Regions from separate parts of the Homo sapiens genome. Here regions 2, 3 and 4 are each linked to region 1. The links are chromatin contacts, found by Hi-C or POLR2A ChIA-PET in ENCODE. All regions are on one chromosome and are shown on one strand. The core of a region is the stretch at or near the end of the contact, and the rest is flanking DNA. Distances in the headings are between cores, read along the strand shown.

Region 1 (3,553 bases), core at 598-3,097:
AGATTAGGAATTTAATGCACAGAGGGTTAGATAACTTGCTCAAAGTAACATTGTGGTCAAGAGTCAAAGCTAGAATTTGAATCAAAAGAGCCTGAGTCCAAAGGCATGGTTTTCATCACTGGACTATAATGGTGTGTATTCTTTCATAATTTTTTCAGTGTAAAACTGAACATACAGTATGCTTTTATTTTATTTATTTTTTTGAGATGGAGTCTTGCCCTGTCACCAGGCTGGAGTGCAGTGGTGTGATCTCAGCTCACTGCAACCTCCGCCTCCCACGTTCAAGCAATTCTCCTGCCTCAGCCTCCCGAGTAGCTAAGATTACAGGCATGTGCCATCACGCCCAGCTAATTTTTCTGTTTTTTGTAGAGATGGGTTTCACCATGTTGGCCAGGATGGTCTCGATCTCCTGACCTCGTGATCTGCCCACCTCGGCCTCCCAAAGTGCTGGGAATACAGGCGTAAGCCACTGTGCCCAGCCTACATTTTATTTTTCGATTGACTCCCGTGATCAGAGTCAACTTCCCATGTTATTTTATGTGAATATGTATCAATGAACTATTAGAAATTGCAATGTTTTTGTAGGTCAAAACAATTCAATATTGACAATTTTATATGATTCAGCCTAATACATCATTTTTTCCATCAGCCATATTGCATGTTATTATTTATATATACGTTTATTTAGTTAGCCTATCTGTTCTCTGTGAGGAACATTACACAGTTTCTGAGATTTTGTTACGATAGAAGTCAGCATTGATAAGCCTCTGCGCACCTGTTTTAATGTAGGATCATTGGGAACTGAGCAGTAGCTTACAGGGCTTGGGAGGGGATTTAACCATTTAGTCAACCTCCACTCACATCACCCTCCCTTCTTCGATAATGGGCAATTGAGAAAGGGCAAATGTGTGTAAAAACTATGCAGATGCAGTTTCAGGATTATTTTCTTCTTTTCTGCAGTGTCTTTTCCCAAGCTACATCAGCGTCTAAATTTTGGAGTTACTGATGCTTCCGTTATTTCTGCAGATAGAATATTATGTCGTAAATAATGTTTACTTGTCCATTAGTATTATATAAAAGTGCCTGTTTCTCCCCACTCCAGCTATCATTGATTATTGGTAAAAATTTTAATGTATCCAATTCTAATAGGCAAAGAAAGGCTCTCCTACTTAGATCTTAGGTGGGGGTCTAAGTTCATATTTTTGTTTTACAAAAATTGAATAGCCAGTGTTTTTGAGTTGAATGATCTATCCATTCCGTATAGGAGAGTTTAATTATATTGTGATTTTGGGGGAGATAATTTTCACAATTTACCCCCTCAAAATGTAGAAAGTAGAAAAAGGGTAGAAAAATCGCACCAAATTTGAACAATGTAGCATGCTTTTAGAGTTAGGGATATTTTCTTTTGGAAGGATTTCAAGTCTGGCGTATTTGCATTGATTGTGGTTATGGCGCATTTAACTTTTCCAAACCAGCTTTTTTGTACCGCACATAGGAAGACCTGAGGGTGAGTGTAAATTAGGATTGTTTGGCCAGTGGTGTGTGCAAAAATTTATTGTAGAACCAAGAATTATTTCTTTAGTATTTTACACATTTTAAAAAACAGGTAGACATGTCCATTGATCCCAGGTTGCTTATGGTTTCTAGAGGCCCCCTCTCATTGCAACAGTGCTGTGGGGCCCTAGGGGTCCAGTAGCCCCCTCCCCCCAGGTCATTCCGGTGAGGGAGGGAGCTGGGACCCCTGCACTGCGGCAAACAAGCACGCCTGCGCGGCCGCAGAGGCAGGCTGGCGCGCATGCTCAGGCGGGGATGTGTGCGAAGCCTGCCGCTGCTGCAGCGAGTCTGGCGCAGAGTGGAGCGGCCGCCGGAGATGCCTGACGCATCTGTCTGAGGAGCGGTCAGTGACGCGATGGAGCGGGCAAGGTCAGCTGTGCCGGTGGCTTCTCTCAAGAGACAGCCTGGGGAGCGGCCACTTTTATTCATCAGATATTCCAAGTTTTTAGGACTTGGAGTACTGAATAAACGGAATTTGGGCCCTAAAGTCCTTTGTTCTGGAGAACCAGATCCGGAATGTTCAGAGGCTTGCTGTTGTGCCGTTCTGCCCCGATGGTATCCTGTCCGCTCGCATTGGGGCGCGTCCCCCATCCGCCCCCAACTGTGGTGTCGCGACAGGTCCTATTGCGGGTGTCTGCGGTGGGAAGGGCGGTGGTGACTGGGAGCATGCGGGGTAACCGCAGTGGGCAAGGGACATGGGTGGAGGTGGGTACATCAGGGTGATTGCAGTTCCGTGTGGCGAGGGTACGTGGGGGGACCAGTGCATAGGGATTTTAGGCGGAGGTAGGTATATTGGAGTGATTGTGGCGGGGCGAAGGTACGTGAAGTGATCGGTATTTAGGGGGTGTTGAGCGCAGGTAGGTGTATAATAGTGACCACTGCGTGGTGGAGCAGGGTACGTGGGGCGACTGGGGGGGGAATTCGTCGCAGTGACCGAGGCGAGGAGGCTATGGCAGTGGACCAGGGGGATGAGTCGGTGTGACAGTGGTGGGGGTTGTGTTGGTGGTCGCGGCGCGGGGAGAGTCCGTAGGAAGTGGCTGGGAGGTAGGGGGAAGGCGGCGACAGTGGGTATTGGCGGCGGTGGGCATTGGCAGCGGGTAGGCATGGCGGTGGTGGACTTTGGCGGCGGTAGGCATGGCGGCGGTGGGCATGGCATGGAGGCGGTGGGCATGGCGGCCGCGGGGCCTGTCGCTGTCCGGAGTGACTAAGGGACGCTGAATGATTGCTGTGTAGAGGAGGGGGCATCAGAAGGGGCAGTAGCACAGTCCGCAGCCTTTAATTTTCCTGTGACCTGCGATGGTCATCTGGTTTGCCTACTGTGGTGGTGGTGCTTTTTTATTAAAACTGCGCAATGCCTACACTGCCGCAGGGGCTGCAGAAATGCGTGGAATCCTTGCGTACCCTTTAGGAACCCTCGCTTTAGAGGCTATGGCATAAGAAGACTGGAATGATGTGCAGAACTTGCATTTACAGATCTTTTGACTGATAGGCCAGGTGATGCCTGGGGGTTACTTTTTTTTCATTGTTTCTCTCTGTTGGGAACCAGGTCTTGGAAGGCTATGTCGAAATAACCTGGGGGTCTGTGTTGCGTCACTGCCATTGTGCAGCTCCTTCAAGATGGCCGCCGCTGCAGCGGCTTAGATCTGCGCAAGCGCTTCAGCGGGGGGGTGGCCGCTTCCTCCCTGTAGAGCCGCCAGTGGGGAGGGGGCAGGTGGTGTGTGTTCAGCTTCTGCTGTTTCGGAGTTTCAGCCGTACCCTCTTTAGGGTGCAGTGGTAAGGAGAGGAAGCCGGCCAAGGTGGGCGGCTGCCCCCTCCCCAAAGTGCTGCTTGGGAAAGGATGCAGGTTGCGCAGACGCAGCAGAGGTGACAGTCGCCTCCGCTTGCAGTGGGGCGAGACGTGGGGCAGGGGAGCGAGGGCTTACGCAGCTTTTGCCTGGAAGGAATGGCAGCCCTCCCCTTCACCTGGCTGATACAGCAGCTGTTCCTTTCCGGTTGTGGC
Region 2 (3,553 bases), core at 323-2,822, 2.0 Mb before region 1:
ACAAGCCAGACTCCAAGCCCACATGTGACATTCTGGAATGGGCAAAGCAGGAGGACTGAGGAACAGACAGGCGGCTGCAAGAGCGGGGAGGAGAGAGGCTGCCTTCCTGAGTATCCTGACTGCGGTGGAAGTCACTACAGTCCATGCACCTGCTACAGCTCACTGAACTGAACACCAAAAAGTGAATCTTACTAAAAGTTTAAAATAAATTTAAACACACACACAAACTTAGGGGGTACATTTTCTTTGAGCGCAGCACAGACACCTGTCTTAACGCAGGAAACGTCCTCCGCCACGACTCCAGGGCGCCTCGGTCGCAGTGAGGGCACCGGCACTATATCCCTACTGGCCCTACGAGTGCACACCTGCTACGGCCCGCGCCCACTCACAGCGTGACTCGTTCTTCCAGGCTCCGTGCCTGCAGATCTAGACATCACTTGGAAAACCGCTGGCCACCCGCAGGGAAAAGGCAGCATGCGTGGGGCCCCCGCGGGTCCCGGCCTGGCCGGGACTCTGCCGCCAAGCTGTCAAGCATAGCAATGTGCGCACTGCACCAGGCATCACCGCGGCTCCGACCACGCCTCATTCCGGAGTCCGACGGACGACTGCAAGAAACACCACCGCTCCCGGCGCAGCCACGGTGCCCTCCGCCGCCAGAAAACAAACGCTCCCGAGCCTCAGTCCCCAGCGGCGACCACGCGGCGCTGGGCTCAATCAGCAGCCGCTCCCTGACTGGACTTAATAGCGGAGCTGACACCGTCCAGACGCCCCTCTCAGCTTAAAACACGTTCCATCAACCCCGTTTCCCGATTATTCTTGCACCCTTCTTGTCACACCCACAATGTGCTGCAAATTAAGCTCACGCATTTCAGCCTTAAAATACACAATTCAGATGCTTGTGCGAAACAGTGCTGCCTCCGTAACGATCGCGCCTCCTTAACAAAGCCCAAAACTCCTCTCTCCAAGAATGCCCGGAATGGCTCCGCGGACCAGGCTCCCTCCGCTCCTCACAGGGGCACGAAACAAAAACGGGTTCAGATCTTGCTGCGCGACCTTAGTGCAACATTAACAATCTGCCTGCTCCTTACTTTCCAACAAAAACGTCAAACACTAAGGTATTCCTTCGCCACTGGAGCTGTGCCATGTGCCGGGGCGCGGAATCCGGGATCCGGGGGCGCGAGGCGGTGAACGCGGGGGCGGGGAGCTCGGGGCCGAGGCCGAAAGGCCGGGGGCGCAGGGACCGGGAAGCCAGTGCAGGGAGTGCGGGGACCTGGAGCCCGGGAGGCGCGGGAGCCCGGGGCCGGGACCTGGGGGACGCGGGGACCAGGACGATCCCGGAGGCCGCGCCGCCGGGGAGGCCGCGCCGCCGGGGTTGGGGGGGAGGGGGGGGTCCGTCCCGGCCCCGCCGCCGCCCTGGCCGGCCCAGGTTCCGAGGGGGACCCGGACCCCGCGGAGGCCGCAGGGCAGGCGCGGGCGAGCGGGGTTCCTCACCTGCGTCCGCGGCGGCTTGGGGGTCCTGGGCGGGCCCTGGGAGTTTCCTTGGCCGAGTGAGTCACTCGGGCTGGCCGGGAATGCGCCAGGAAACACTCGGCCTCCTCCCCTTCCTCCCGGGGCGGGGGCTCTCCCGGCTCGGCCTCTTCCTCCCGGCGCTCCTCCCTCCCGGCCGCGGCCCCGGCCGCTCCCTCCTCCTGGCGGGGCATCCCCGGCCGGGCGGCCCCTTTCCCCACGCCAGCCGCCGAAGGTGTCCTCCCAGGCAGAGAGCCCCTGGCTACCTGCCGGCCTGGGTCACCGCAGCCTGCGCGGGACGGCGGGGTCGGAGCGGAGCGGGCGTGGGGTCCTCCTGCGGGTCCGTCCGGTTCGGAGCGCGAAGGAACGGGGTCCGCACCCTGTCCCGGGGCTCCACCGGGTCAGGGCGGGGGTTGGCCTGAGCTGCGGAAGGAGCTCAGGGGGACACCCAGGACGCCCGTGTGGCGCCGCCCCACTTGGCAGGAGGCGCTCACCTGCGCTCGTCGGGAGGGTTCCAGGCGCGGGTCCCAGCTGCAGGTCGGCGCGCAGAGCCCGCTGGGGACCCCCCCGGCCGGCCCCTGCGGCCCCATTGCCTGCGGGAACCAGGGACAAATCCGTGCGCAGACCTGCGGGAACGGCGGACGGAAGAAAACCTGATTTGAGCTCGTGCCAAAAAACAATCTTGAAAGGCCGGTGAAGAAACATACCTCACACGGAAACGCTGAGTGGAGTCAGCTGGTCACAGGCGTGTTTAGGAAAACTGCCCTAAACGCCCCGCTCAGCCGCAGCAACCTCACTCCCCATTCATCCGCGACCCCTGGTTCTTACGGAGAACAGTAAGGATGGGCATCAGATATTCTAGTCTGGTCTCTAGATTATGAAGGTTTGGTTACCCCCGCTTGTGCTCTGCGGTAAGGCAAAAAGCAGCAAATGAATCCTGACCAGCGGATTGAGACAATCTACCAGTTGACTCAATATTCGGATATCACTTTCTCACATTCCTGCAAAACAGGGGCTTTGGATAACATTCTGGTTCCCAGTCCACACATTTTCAAATCAGCAGATTACTCCTTTTCTGTGCCTAGGGTGGAGTCTCAAAATTAGATTCCAAAGGTTTTTACATTGTAGATGACATGATAGAACCCAAATTCAAGTTATACTGTGATAATTTAAAATATTGTAATCCCGGCCGAGCGCAGTGGCTCACGCCTGTAATCGCAGCATTTTGGGAGTCCGAGGCGGGCGGATCACCTGAGGTCAGGCGTTCGAGACCACACTGGCCAACATGGTGAAGACCCCGTCTCTACTAAAAATACAAAAATTAGTCGGGCATGGTGGTGTGGGCTTGTAATCCCAGCTACTCGGGAGGCCGAGGCAGGAGAATCGCTTGAACCCAGGAAGTGGAGGTTGCAGTGAGCCAAGATCGTGTCGCTGCACTCCGGCCTGGGCGACAGAGCAAGACTCCGTCTTAAAATAATAAAATATTGTAATCCCTAGAGCAATTAATAAAAAATAATACAGCTAAAAATCCAAGAAAAGAGATAAAATAGAATACAAAAATATGCTTGATCCAAAAGAAAGCAGGAAGGAAGGAGCAAAAAGCACATAAGGCAAAGACAAAGAGCAAGCAGTTAGACTTCAACCACATTAGTAATCACATTGAATGTAAATGGACTAAACATGTAATCCGTTTACTAACTGTAAATGGATTAAAACACAGAAATTGTCACATTGGATTAAAAACGAGACCCAAATATATTCTGTTTTAAGAAGACATAATTTTGGCCGGGCACAGTGACTCATGCCTGTTAATCCCAGCACTTTCGGAGGCCAACGCGGGTGGATCAACTGAGGTCAGGAGTTCAAGACGAGCCTGACCCACATGGCAAAACCCCGTCTTTACTAAAAATACAAAATTAGCTGGGTGTGGTGGCACATGCCTATAATCCCAGCTACTCAGGAGACTGAGGCAGGAGAATCGCTTGAACCCGGGAGGCAGAGGTTGCAGTTAGCTGAGATTGCGCCATTGAACTCCAGCCTAAGCAAC
Region 3 (3,553 bases), core at 758-3,257, 1.9 Mb before region 1:
TGAGATACAGTTGTCAAATATTTAAAGAAGTTTAAGATATGGCAAGAAATGTTATTTATGAAAGTATTAAATAACAAGATTTAGCAGTAGGTCCAATTAACTACCATTAAAGTAACAGTAAACAACATTTACAAATATCTACAACTCTGATGTGAAAACAGTATGCGATTTCTACTGGTGATAAAGTCATAGGTAGGCTAATACTGCTATGGTTTGCTGCCTTCATTCATAATAGAAGGAGATGCTACTTTTCAGTTAGAGAAAAGTGAGCTTGCTCAGTGCAAGCTCCGCCTCCTGGGTTCGCGCCATTCTCCTGCCTCAGCCTCCCAAGTAGCTGGGACTACAGGCGCCTGCCACCACGCCCGGCTAATTTTTTGTACTTTTAGTAGAGACCGGGTTTCACCGTGTTAGCCAGGATAGTCTCGATCTCCTGACCTCGTGATCCACCCACCTCGGCCTCCTAAAGTGCTGGGATTACAGGCGTGAGCCACCGCGCCCAGTCCACAATTTTCAAGAATGTAAACATGAACTATTCATTTTTCTGATGGTTTAAAGCATCATAAAATTACAGCACAGCCTATGCAACTAATGTATATGTACATAGCATAGCCTATGCAAAAAATGTTTTCCATTTTTTAGTATCAAAGCGAGCAATCTGTACTTAAATAAAATTACACTACTGAAAAACACATGATTCTAGGCCAGTAAATGGGTGAATGGAACACCACTTTACCTATTATAATTTAGTTCCTGAAATCTGTGAATGAAAATAGTAACCTCCAACGTCTCTCCCAGCTCTAAAATGATGACAATCTGCCTACTGTCATTTAGAAATATTAGTAGAAAAATAACTTGGATTTCAGCATTTAAGTTTCTGTATTGTATAACCTATTTCACACATTGTTTATTTTTATAAGTTACACTTAAGAATTCAGTTTATTACTTCAGAAACTTGGCATGGTTTAAAAGAATCTGAAAGCCCCGTATTCCTATTATAAGCCAACTAGACACTTTATGGCTATGATCATTAAGGTAACTAAGATTACGGATTTTGAAAAACTGTTCATTATTCAAGAAGATTTTTACTGAAATTAAACAGGTAGAATATTAACATTAACATTTTTTTAGTAATAATTTCATTATGGGTAATGACTCTAAAAGTATTAATTTACATCTCCCATAAAGAAAAATAGGAGATCTCACTTTACGTAAATATCTAAATTCTGTAAGTCTTTAAAAATTAGTTACAAGAGAAACTGCATTAGAAATTGTATTAGGTGACTCAGCGTGCTACGTGCCAGGAGCTGTGCAGAGATGCAGCATTCTAGCTGGAGTGGAAGTGGAGGAGACAGTAATGACAGGTTAAATCAGTGTCATGACACGCGTTTTGGAAAAAGGAGAGCAGGGTGAGAGATCTTACACTGGGCTGACCAGGGAGCAGGAGTCAGTGAGAATACAATCTCTTTAATTTAAAAAAAAAAAAAATTATAAACATGGAGTTGCTACGTTGCCCAAGCTGGCCTGGAGTCCCGCCTGGGCCTCCCAGAGCGCTGGGGTTGCAGGCGCGCGCGCCGGCCGGCAAGAAACCCAGTTCACGCTTTCCCCGTGACGATCAGGACGCGTCCCGGGTAACACGCCCTGTGGTGCGCAGGGCACCGCGCCGAGAGCGCTGGCCGGCGGGGAGCAGGCGGTGGCAGGGCCTGCGAAGGCTCCCTGAGGCCGCGCCCGCCTCCGCCCCATGCCCTGCCCCAGCGCGCCCCGACCCCGGGCTGTGCGGGACCCACGCGCGGGCTCCGGGCTGTGGCCGGGAACCCGCCCGCGCGCCGTGCCCCACACCTGAAGTTGGACCAGGCGAAGTTTAGGGCGAGCTGGAAGTTGGGGTCTGCCTCGTCCTGGAGGCCGGCGACACCCCGGACGAGCTCCCGCACGTCGCGCTCCTGCTGCGCGTCCAACCGACTCCACGGTGGCCCGTGCCGCGCCATGTTCCGCGCTCCTGCAGCGCGCGTCTAACGAATTGGTGCCTGTCGCGCGAGAGCTCGGGCTCCTGCCGCAGTCGCCTCCGGAGCTGGCGGCATTCTCGCGAGAGTTCGCGCTCCCGCGCCGGGCGACTTCCAAGCCGACCGCTATTCTCGCGACAGTTCGAGCTCCGGCTGTGGAGGGTACTGCCTGGCGCTGTCCCGTGGTGGGGACTGGAGTGCGCATTTTCTGGTTGCCCGACGGTACGTTTTCTACTGTACTCAGAGTTAGCTGGTGTCATCGTGAATCAGATACATAAGGGTCTCTGGCCGGCCTCGGTGACAGTCAGTGATTTTGAGAGCAGCCCGTTAGGTGCCCGGTCAGCAAATGCATTGGGACCCGCCTTTCCAGGAACCCTGAACTGCTTACCTGCTGAACCCTCCCGGCCCTGCAGCTTCTCCCTCCAGTGATGGTCTCTGCGGATTTCCGTGCCCCATCCACACAACACAGTCACGCTACACACATCCATGCTACACAACCAGCATCAGCGAAGCAGCTGTCCCGACCCGCTAGTAGTGCCTGCTGGCCCTTGCCTCGCCTGTTCCTCAGGGGCGGCTTGGGGGACTTCATGACCCCACCTGGCCAGAGGTGCTGAGGGGGGGAACTTCATAAATGTCACCTGGCCAGAGGTGGTGGGGGAGATTTCATAACCCCACCTAGCCAGAGGTGCTGGGGGGACTTCATAACCACACCTAGCCAGAGGTGCCGGGAGGACTTCATAACCACACCTGGACAGAGGTGCTGGGGGGACATCATAACCTCACCTGCTCAGAGGTGCTAGGGGGTATCATAATCCCACCTGGCCAGAGGTGCTGTGGGGCCATCATAACCCAACCTGGCCAGAGGTGCTGGGGGGACATCTTAACCTCACCTGGCCAGAGGTGCTAGGGGGATATCATAATCCCACCTGGCCAGAGATTCTGGGGGGACATCATAACCCCAGCTGGCCGGAGGTGCCGGGGGGCGGGGGGAACTTCATAACCCCACCTGGCCAGAGGTGCTGGGGGGACATCATAACCTCACCTGGCCAGAGGTGCTAGGGGGTATCATAATCCCACCTGGCCAGAGATGCTGGGGGGCCATCATAACCCCACCTGGCCAGAGGTGCTGTGGGGCCATCATAACCCCACCTGGCCGGAGGTGCTGGGGGGCGGGGGGAACTTCGTAACCCCACCTGGCCAGAGGTGCTGGGGGTGACTTCATAAATGTCACCTGGCCAGAGGTGCTGGGGGGGATTTCATAACCCCACCTGACCAGGGGTGCTGGGGGGACATCATAACCTCACCTGGCCAGAGGTGCTGGGGGGTATCATAATCTGACCTGGCCAGAGATGCTGGGGGGACATCATAACCCCACCTGGCCAGAGGTGTTGTGGGGCCATCATAACCCCAGCTGGCCGGAGGTGCTGGGGGGCGGGGGGAACTTCTTAACCCCACCTGGCCAGAGGTGCTGGGGGTGACTTCATAAATGTCACCTGGCCAGAGGTGCTGGGGGGGATTTCATAACCCCACCTGGCCAGAGGTGCTGGGGGGACATC
Region 4 (3,553 bases), core at 299-2,798, 1.4 Mb before region 1:
AATAGATGTTTCCACCAATATGACTATTTCATGTAACTTTTCAAGTTTTATCTCCTAACTTTGTTCCTGATATTCTCTAATGATTTTTAATGTCTGTTATTAATGTAGTGATAACATATTTGAAATTACTGATCTTGGGTATTAGAGCCTTCTTCATTTTTCCTTGATAAATTTCACCAGAAATTATCTGGCTTCAATAAGCAGTTTAAGGGATTTTACTTAATTTATTTCCCTTATTTAATATTTGTTTTTCTTCATTGCTTTTCTTGCCCTTATTATTTGCTTCATTCTGCTTTCATTGCTTTTACCTACTTAATTATAATTTAATTTGTTGACTTGGGTGATTATAAATATTCAGATATGTTTCCACTTTACAGATTTAGGCAACAAAATTTCCTCAAAGAAACTTATAGAAAAAAAATCCAATAATATATAAAATGATATATCATGACAGAAGGGCTTCTTATTAGAAACAAATTGGTTAGTTAAATATTTGAAACTCATAGCTGCAAATAATCACATTAAGAGAATAAAGGGAAAAACAAAATTGTCTCAAAAAATGTATAAAACTACATAACAGAATTCAGTATGCAGTCATGATACGTACTCTCAGCAAAGTAGGAATACAAAAAAATGATTAATCTACTACATTTATCTGCAAAAATGACAAAACGCTCATACATGGAAATTAAAGACCATTCCTTTGTGGATAATATGGCACAGGATATGTTATGAAAGGCTGTCCTGCCACAACACAGCACAGATGGGGTTGAAAGAAAGGAAGGGAAACAAAGGGCTGCCATGAATTAAACCAGTAGAGAAAATAAAAGCCTGGGTCATGCAGGGGACAGTGTCTTATTAGGCCAGCATCAGGACTGGTTGAAGTCTGGCGCTTCTAACACAGTGGGAAAATGAGCATAGTAATCACAATAAAGAAAGACATCTGAAAGGTGCTAACTTAGCCTCGGATCAGAAGTGCTCTCTGCTAATGCCTTGCTGGTGAAAAGCGTATCCAGTGTAAGCCCTCAGAAATCCCAGAAAACAAAGACCAAAAGAAACGGCGCCTTGTCAACCGAACGAATTGAAAAAAGCTTCCTGCCGCGATCGGGCATTAAAAGAAAAAAACCACAGACATAAGATGGAGTGAATAAAAAAAGAATTTATATAATTCATGGATGAAATGTTTCAGAATCTATAGGATTATATTTTTTTTAAGGCAGACAGATACGAAAATACAACGAAGCGTGCATGACCGAAACCAGAAGAGATTAAAGTAAAACCTCATTCTCCTGAGGAAATCGTGTGAGAAGGGACTTAGGGACTGCCGGAACACAGCGAAGCAGAGGCAGAAGGCAGACAAAAGGGGCTGGGTTGGTCCCCGCCTGTGTGAACGAAAAAATATGTCAGATTGGAAAATTGCGGTAAAAACCAGGCAGAGCACGTACGTTGCCCCCACAGGAAGTGTCCGCCATGCTGCCTGTGCCCGGAAGTAGGTAGGAACACACAGTCAGAGGGACCCAAAAGCAGGGGGGAAGGAAAAAGAGATGCACACTTCCCCCAGAGAAGCCTCCGAGCGCGGCCGCCATTCCGGGCCTCAAGCCCATAAAGAAAAAATACCGGAGAGGTTCTGGCACCATTTCGGGGTGCCAAAGCAGCCATGGAAGAGCCTGCAGCTCCCTCAGAAGCCCACGAGGCAGCCGGGGCCCAGGCAGGTGCTGAGGCAGCAAGGGAGGGTGTGTCTGGGCCGGACCTTCCCGTCTGTGAGCCCTCCGGGGAATCTGCTGCTCCAGATTCAGCCCTGCCACATGCGGCAAGGGGCTGGGCCCCCTTCCCTGTAGCTCCAGTCCCTGCCCACCTCCGCAGAGGAGGCCTGAGGCCTGCCCCAGCCTCAGGAGGAGGAGCCTGGCCCAGTCCGTTGCCAAGCCGAAGCAGCGGCATTTGGACAAAGCAGATCATCTGCAGGTATTATATACATGGGCAGTGCAAGGAGGGGGAGAACTGTCGCTATTCGCACGACCTTTCTGGTCGGAAGATGGCCACTGAGGGTGGCGTTTCGCCGCCTGGGGCCTCTGCAGGTGGAGGCCCTAGCACGGCTGCGCACATCGAGCCCCCGACTCAGGAAGTGGCGGAAGCCCCCCCGGCTGCATCCTCCCTTTCCTTGCCTGTGATTGGCTCGGCTGCTGAAAGGGGTTTCTTTGAAGCCGAGAGAGACAATGCAGACCGTGGAGCTGCTGGAGGAGCAGGTGTAGAAAGCTGGGCGGATGCCATTGAGTTTGTTCCAGGGCAGCCCTACCGGGGCCGCTGGGTTGCATCTGCCCCCGAGGCTCCTCTACAGAGCTCAGAGACTGAGAGGAAGCAGATGGCTGTGGGCAGTGGGTTGCGGTTTTGCTATTATGCTTCCAGGGGAGTTTGCTTTCGTGGGGAGAGCTGTATGTACCTCCATGGAGACATATGCGACATGTGTGGGCTGCAGACCTTGCACCCCATGGATGCTGCCCAGAGGGAAGAACATATGAGGGCCTGCATTGAAGCACACGAGAAAGATATGGAACTCTCGTTTGCTGTGCAGCGTGGTATGGACAAGGTGTGTGGCATCTGCATGGAGGTTGTCTATGAGAAGGCCAACCCCAATGACCGCCGCTTTGGCATTCTTTCCAATTGCAACCATTCCTTCTGTATTAGGTGTATCCGCAGGTGGAGAAGTGCCAGACAGTTTGAGAACAGGATCGTCAAGTCTTGCCCACAGTGCAGGGTCACCTCTGAATTGGTCATTCCCAGTGAGTTCTGGGTGGAGGAGGAGGAAGAGAAGCAGAAACTTATTCAGCAATACAAGGAGGCAATGAGCAACAAGGCCTGCAGGTATTTTGCGGAAGGCAGGGGTAACTGCCCATTTGGAGACACATGCTTTTACAAGCATGAATACCCTGAGGGCTGGGGAGATGAGCCTCCTGGGCCAGGTGGTGGGTCATTCAGCGCATACTGGCATCAACTTGTGGAGCCTGTGCGAATGGGAGAGGGCAACATGCTCTATAAAAGCATTAAGAAGGAGCTTGTCGTGCTTCGGCTGGCCAGTCTGTTGTTTAAGCGGTTTCTTTCACTGAGAGATGAGTTACCCTTCTCTGAGGACCAGTGGGACTTGCTTCATTATGAGCTGGAAGAATATTTCAATTTGATTCTGTAGCATCGTGCTGTGGCATGTGGTCTAGTCTGCTGAGGTTCTGTCGTCTGCTATTGCCTGTTTTCCCTGTGTTGACACTCTTACTGCTTTCAGGGGCTGTTGAGGCAGTGCTTCTGTTTTCTTGTCTATTCTGCATATCTTTCCCCCTAGGATTATGGTGATTATCTGTGTTAAAAAATAAGTCCTTAAAGTTACTGTTTTGGTGAAATTAATATTAATGTCAGCTTATGGCTTTTTTTTGTCATCTCTGTTGTCAACAGGATTAACTCAGTTCTAGTGTAGTGTTTACTGAATTTCCACACTTATTTTGAAGACCCTCAAGAGTAAATGTGGCAGAGTGAAAGGAGAAGTTTTAATTGAACTAGTAGCTTTGTG

Evidence for each region. A loop is a pair of places that touch in the nucleus more often than their neighbours do. ChIA-PET counts read pairs that join two places held with the same protein, here RNA polymerase II (POLR2A). Pooled maps may share reads with other maps.
Region 2: a loop to region 1 is called in a pooled map, with 3 times the contacts of the local background. The contact joins the promoter of CYFIP1 here to the promoter of SNURF in region 1. A Hi-C loop is called at or near these places in 1 of 50 pooled maps. POLR2A ChIA-PET finds 5 or more read pairs at or near these places in 2 of 52 experiments (AG04450 and activated T-cell).
Region 3: a loop to region 1 is called in a pooled map, with 11 times the contacts of the local background. The contact joins the promoter of TUBGCP5 here to the promoter of SNURF in region 1. A Hi-C loop is called at or near these places in 2 of 37 single-sample maps with no recorded cell type and 6 of 50 pooled maps. POLR2A ChIA-PET finds 5 or more read pairs at or near these places in 1 of 52 experiments (CD4-positive, alpha-beta T cell).
Region 4: a loop to region 1 is called in a map of naive thymus-derived CD4-positive, alpha-beta T cell, with 17 times the contacts of the local background. The contact joins the promoter of MKRN3 here to the promoter of SNURF in region 1. A Hi-C loop is called at or near these places in 1 of 168 maps with a recorded cell type or tissue (naive thymus-derived CD4-positive, alpha-beta T cell), 2 of 37 single-sample maps with no recorded cell type and 5 of 50 pooled maps.

The regions. Positions count from the first base shown.
Region 1 is chr15:24,953,140-24,956,692 of GRCh38, forward strand. It overlaps SNURF (SNRPN upstream open reading frame), which reads left to right and starts at 1,848. Exons shown (of 3, transcript NM_001394334.1): 1 at 1,848-1,923. The coding sequence starts at 1,910. It overlaps SNRPN (small nuclear ribonucleoprotein polypeptide N), which reads left to right and starts at 1,848. Exons shown (of 10, transcript NM_003097.6): 1 at 1,848-1,923. All of the region lies in intron 4 of SNHG14 (small nucleolar RNA host gene 14), which reads left to right. RefSeq lists enhancers at 2,263-2,828, 2,829-3,394, 3,219-3,378, 3,395-3,553.
Region 2 is chr15:22,978,796-22,982,348 of GRCh38, forward strand. It overlaps CYFIP1 (cytoplasmic FMR1 interacting protein 1), which reads right to left and starts at 1,573. Exons shown (of 31, transcript NM_014608.6): 1 at 1,492-1,573. RefSeq lists enhancers at 1-869, 870-1,838.
Region 3 is chr15:23,037,562-23,041,114 of GRCh38, forward strand. It overlaps TUBGCP5 (tubulin gamma complex component 5), which reads right to left and starts at 2,008. Exons shown (of 23, transcript NM_052903.6): 1 at 1,837-2,008. The coding sequence starts at 1,982.
Region 4 is chr15:23,564,126-23,567,678 of GRCh38, forward strand. It overlaps MKRN3 (makorin ring finger protein 3), which reads left to right and starts at 1,549. Exons shown (of 1, transcript NM_005664.4): 1 at 1,549-3,553. The coding sequence starts at 1,658. The coding sequence ends at 3,181.